Linked DNA regions of Homo sapiens: region 2 is linked to region 1. Evidence: read pairs that join two places in POLR2A ChIA-PET (ENCODE). Cell type or tissue: PC-9. All regions are shown on one strand. Each heading gives the region's core, and the rest is flanking DNA. Links, peaks and the distances in the headings are about the cores only.

Region 1 (2,932 bases), core at 304-2,803:
CCACATTGGACTGCTTCTCTAAAATGGAGAGAAGACCTGGTCATTATACTGAAATTTTAGGCAAAGTTATTTTTCTCATATTTAGAAACGTAACTATTTCAAGTCCAGAAAAGAAACTATTGGTAATCTTAAACAATTTTATTCACATTTGTAAATTCTTCTTCGTGCTTCCCTTAACAAACAAACAAAACAACAGATTACAATTTCCCAAAATAATATTATCAAATAAAATGTACAAATATGCATTTCAATGCAAAACAATGATTGTATATTTATTTAAAAATAGAACAATAGGGACAAATTTACTTTTTGATATTTTGTAGAACAAATCCCATCTATTTAGTTTTTGTTAGGAATACATCACATCCACACATTTCATTTTTTCTTCCGTTTATATATTTATCTCTCTAAAAGCCCATTCATTGTTTAGAAATTAGAGATTGCAGTGGGCCTCTTTTGGACTGTAACCAACTAGTCTGTTTATTCGAACAGAGTTGACCCCTGTTGATTATACCACTGTCAAATACATACATACACAGTTCATTCAAATATTAATTTATCTCATTTTAAAAAATTAGTCTATGTGATATGTTTACCACAGCTAAAAATATTCTCATACAGTTTATAAAATATTAAATATATGTCAATTATTGGCAAAGATATTCACCATAACTTGCTCACATTTCACAAAATATAAAGACACACACAAACACACACTCGTATTTGTAAATGTTCCTGATGAACAGATTTTATGTATACTCATTTTCTCTTTAGTGTCAAGGAAACAAAAGAAGCAGACAGGTATATCAAGATATCAAAGAGAAACACGTCAAACTACAAGACAATGCTAAATGTTTCAGATCATATAGCGGTAACAGGTTACTCCTGGCAATAGAAATAAAAGCACACACTAAGCTATTCCCCCACTCACCCACCCCATCTCTATAAACAGGTAGGCTAAATTACCCAGAAAGAGTTGTAAAAGCAGCATTAGCAGTATCCAGGAAACCACAGCTTCACACCTAGCTAATCCCACACAATCCTTCAGTTGTTTTTCTTTTTTTTTTCCCAGTTGTTTCAAGTAATAATGCCCTAAAAAAACAGTGTGATCACAAATTAGGGAAATATATGTGAAACAGGATCATTCAGTGAAAGAAACTGTCACCTAAAGAGCTACACACCAAATGCTTCCCCCAAGTTCCCCTAAATCATAGAAATTCTGCAGGTGGGAGTGCCTCCGTTATCATGTTATGCACACCTACCTTTAACTAAGCCCTTTAAATTTAAAGACTGACAGGGCAAACTATTAAATCCACCAAGCTCATGACACTTAAATCCTGTAGCTTCCATGACAGTGGTGAGCAGTTAGTCTTTTTTATTGCTTGCACTGACCCAGGGCTCTTGCTGATCACCTTCTGCAACCATTTTTTATGTTTTCCTAAACTTAGGGGTCTTAAACATAGTCAAACAACTTACTGGCAAAATGTCCTAGAGTATGTATTGTATTCCTTCCCTCCCAACCCCTAAAATAAGCCAAACAATGAAGTTTATGTGACGACAACAGTTTGGAATTTTTTAACTATTAAACTTTAGAATTTTTGAGGGAAGAATGATTCACATCAGGCATAGTTGTGATCCATTCACAGATGTTCCATGATATTCATCGGATATCTCCCCATTGTGTCATTCCAGTGGGCAGATAACTAGGTCCATGTGGTCCACCTAGACAGATACCTCTACCATTAGTCATAGGAGTCAACTACCAACTCCAACAGTGGCTCAGATTATCCATCCATCCTGGTTCAATATTTTGCCTCTATCAGGGACAGCAGGGGATTTTTTTTTATTGGTTAGTGTGATTATTTTTTTTTAAGTCATTCAAACATGACTATACTTGAAACAAGAACACTGGCATCCAAAACATATCTTGGTTATTTCTCAGGAAGGAATAAACATTCTCAACACTACAAAATACAACTGATCTGGTTTTGTTTCAGTGGCAGAAACATTAATTCAGTTTCCTTGACTTGTAGAAACTGAATTAAGTCAAGATAAAATTCTTCTTTCTCTAACTTAACCCTAGAAATGTTGTTTGGCTATAATTACATTTGTTTTCAAAAGTAGCCTTTATTGCAAAAGCAGGGCCTCTGCAATTTGAATCATAGATGAGATATGAGTTAGTAGAGCTGTGATTTATATTTCATTTTATGATAAATTCTAACAATGTATGTATCTTGAAAAAAATTTGGTACATAATATTTGTTATCAAAAATTTGGAAAATTACACAAAACCACAAGGAAGAAATAAAACTGACCCATAGTCCAATATTTTGTTTCAGACCCCTTTAATTTCAGGGCTATTTTGCTCTTTAGTGGGATCCAGTAATTAGTTTAAAAATTACATGTATACCCAAACTAAAACTGTCAGCTAAATGTAGTTGGCAGGTCATTCATTCATTTACTCATTCATTCATTCATTCAACAGAGATAGTTACTAAACCAAAGCATTGTGTTTATGAGATATAAACACAGTATCTCTTGGGAGATATTGGGCTAAGTGCTAAGAATTATGAATTGACTTAATTTTGATCATGCCTTCCTTCCATACTTCTTAAAAACTGGGAATCAAGAGTACTTAGGTGTTCATTTTAGCTTCATGATTTCAGAATGCTATTTTTTATGAAGTAAAAATTAAAGTCCTTGAATAGACAGCTGAAATTGCTCTATATTTTATGAAGATGCATGTTTTCCTTACATTTGTCTTTTATTAATTTTCTTCTAGAATGTTATATTAGACAGTGTGGTATTTCACACTCAAGAATTGACTATATCAGTAATCTATTCCAAATCTTCCTACAACACTGTACTATCTTCCTCCAACAGCATACAAAGCTCCTTCCAACTATTACTCCCACACTTGGCAGGTTTACAG
Region 2 (2,932 bases), core at 198-2,697, 250 kb after region 1:
ATAAGAACTGCATTATCGTGGTGGGCAATCCCATTTTCTGGAATGGTGTTTCCATCACTTTGGTGGGAGAGAATGGATTTCTGCCATTTACAGAAGCTATCGAGGGACTTGTCTGCATGGTGGTTTATCTCCAAGTTTGGCTGCAATACAACATGCATACCAGAAATGTTCCAAACAAATTACTAAGGTCAGTTGTTAAAACTTTTGAAGACTGAAGTGGGACTATAATTAGAAGCAGTGTTTCTAGGAATAATCTCTTGCCAATTTTTATCTCTGTAATATCTGACCTAGAGCTCATTTGGTATATTATTGAACTGGTATTTTTTTCCAGTTCCAGCTTTAATGATAATGTGAACATATGTGAGATTATCAACACAAAAACTAATGAAAATCATTATTATAAGATATGCCATGCAAATGTTCACCCTTATACTGAAACATAGCTAATCTATATAGCTTTAACATAAAAGGTATATTCTTGTAATGTATTTAAAATTTGCTTAAGATATTAAATGTGTAGAGCTAAAAATCATATCCAACTAGAATTTCCTAATAGAAGCAATAATAAAACATATTATTTAATAATAAGTAATTCTATAGCTCTATAGCCTTCTGTTAACAATCTTAGATATATAAACTAACTCATTCTTACCTGATCTTCTGTGAGAACAATTAAGCGGGCCACTATAATATTCACAACGTTTCCTAGGCTGGAATCACGGTAAAGTTTGGCAACCTGACCTCCAGAAAATAAGAAAAGACACAAAGTCAGACAAAAATTATAGGGTGATAGTTTGGTTTTTTAAGTGCTAAAACAATTTTTTATAAATTTAGCCATTGTATACATTACCCCATATCACTTAGAACTCTACCTTCAAGGTGCCTTGGTAAAAGGTTTTTATACAAGTCTACCTCAATAAATATTTCCTCCTAGACATGAACTACAGCATGGAAATTAGAGGGTGAGCTGATGTTTCAAGTTAAAAAAAAAAAAAAACCCTTAAACAAGATTTAACAATCCACTAAAACTGTCATATTATCTAAAAATGAATGATAAGGTCATCTTTAAATGTATTTTTATGGAACTGAAACATTACTAGACCAATTTTTTACCATTTTAGACAGGTAAATTCTTATCATTATTTACTTCACAGCAAAAATTTATGACCTTAGTCAAAAACACAACAAATATGAAGTAAAATATTATATAGAGGGATCAAACTTACAATATTCATCACACTCAAAATGTAATGTTCAATGTCTTTGCGGCCATGGTAGCCCACCATCATTTTGTCTGCCACTACCAATGTCTCCACAAACCGTTCAATGCTCACTGATCTCTTCTGTCTGTGGTGGATATGTGTGTTGTTAATTGGTAGTGAATAAGAAACAGTGGATGTGTCATTCAGCCACCAAGGTTTGCCACTTCTTGTGAAATCTACAATAAAAGCAGCCAATTCAGATAGGTTCACTAATTAAAAATATTTATTTATAGATCTTTCATGTAGACATGCTTCTCACAAATTCTCTAATATATTAAGATTTTTCAAAGAGAAGAGAATGAGAAAATGCAGTAGTGAGAAAAAAGTCTGTAAATTTTTGAAAATAATCACGTTATCTGAAAAAATTAAACATTCAACTGCTCATGAAAACAAAACAAATCTAAGAAATGAATTAATTAATAAAAATAATTTTCAAATAGTCATTTCATATTATTCCAGTAATTACATCTTAATACATTTAAATTTAGGATATATACTTTAAAGAGCCATTTAAAGTTATTTAAAAAGCATCTAGAGTATGAACTTTTCAATCAGTCTAAGACAGCTCTGATAGCCCTGATTTTGCAAAAATCTATTCCAAAGATACTTTTGATTATTCATTTTAAAATAAGATGCTTTCATCAAGCTATTTTAATTAGAATCAATTCTACTGCTCTAGAAATCTCAATTCTAAAAGGCAACGAATTACTTTTTTCACTTAGGTTGGCAGTCTACAACTCTTTATTCTGACAGAGTACTCAAAATATTTCTTTTCCAAAGCCTAGAGGTAAGAGACATTCAATTATAGTTGAAAGATCACGATTCCAGCATAATTTGCTTTGAACCATATTTAGCATGGATTGCAATGTATCCTTTGTTTTCTAGACATTTGGTTCTTCAGTATAGAAGCAGCCTTTTAGCACTATGGCATTTGTAAACACCTGCCTCACTGATTATCATCTTCATTAAATAAACTTGAGCATGTAGAGGTTCTCTGTATATCTCACTTCCACATCCTTATATTGAACAGGAAATCTTTCTCACCCCCACTTATTAAAAAATTTAGTGAGGAATAATTAGATTAATATATGATACACTTGACAGAAAGTGTAACTATTCTCATTTTTCTAACTTCTTTAGCCTTTCTGTTTTACAAATTGCATTGGTAGGTGCTATGGTTTGAATATCTCCTCCAAAACTCATGTTGAAACTTAATTGCCATTGAAACAGTATTAACAGCTGGGGCCTTTAAGAGGTGATTAAAACTTGAAGTCTCCACCCTCATGAAGGAATGAAAACCATTGTTGTAGGAATGGGTTGGTTATTGTGGGAGTGGGTTCCTGATAAAAATAATGAGTTCAGGCCCAACTTCCTCTCTCTGTTGTGTGCACTCACTTCCTCCTCTTGCCTTCCTCCATGAGACGACCCTCACCAGATGCTGGTGCCATGCTCTTGGACTTCCCAGCATCCAGAACCATATGCTAAGTAAACTTTCATTGTTCTTAAATTATCCAGTCTCAGGTATTCTGTTACAGCAGCAAGAAATGTGCTAAGTCAGTAGGATGGATAAATTTTGAGAAATGAGGTGGAAATGATCATGAGACCCATCAGTTAAATACTCCTGAAACTTCTAAGTTAAATGAGTGTCTTCATCCCTAAAGGTGAAGAGA

What was found. ChIA-PET counts read pairs that join two places held together with the same protein. Peaks named below come from ENCODE experiments on the same cell type or tissue, not always from the same donor. Only the 100,000 strongest peaks of a DNase experiment are listed, where the experiment ranks them.
Region 2: POLR2A ChIA-PET joins it to region 1 with 8 read pairs; 2 of 35 experiments call an interaction of 5 or more read pairs at or near these places.

Annotation. Positions count from the first base shown.
Region 1 is chr5:65,197,269-65,200,200 of GRCh38, forward strand. The region is part of intron 20 of ADAMTS6 (ADAM metallopeptidase with thrombospondin type 1 motif 6); the gene reads right to left. Among named protein-coding and RNA genes, the nearest start is that of ADAMTS6, 280 kb to the right of the region's middle. In PC-9, for the core only: no CTCF peak of the experiment used is centred there; a DNase peak (open chromatin) is centred at 1,673; H3K27ac peaks cover 814 bases.
Region 2 is chr5:65,451,481-65,454,412 of GRCh38, forward strand. It overlaps ADAMTS6 (ADAM metallopeptidase with thrombospondin type 1 motif 6), which reads right to left. Exons shown (of 25, transcript NM_197941.4): 5 at 1,227-1,438; 6 at 653-736; 7 at 1-140. Among named protein-coding and RNA genes, the nearest start is that of ADAMTS6, 29 kb to the right of the region's middle. In PC-9, for the core only: no CTCF peak of the experiment used is centred there; no DNase peak of the experiment used is centred there.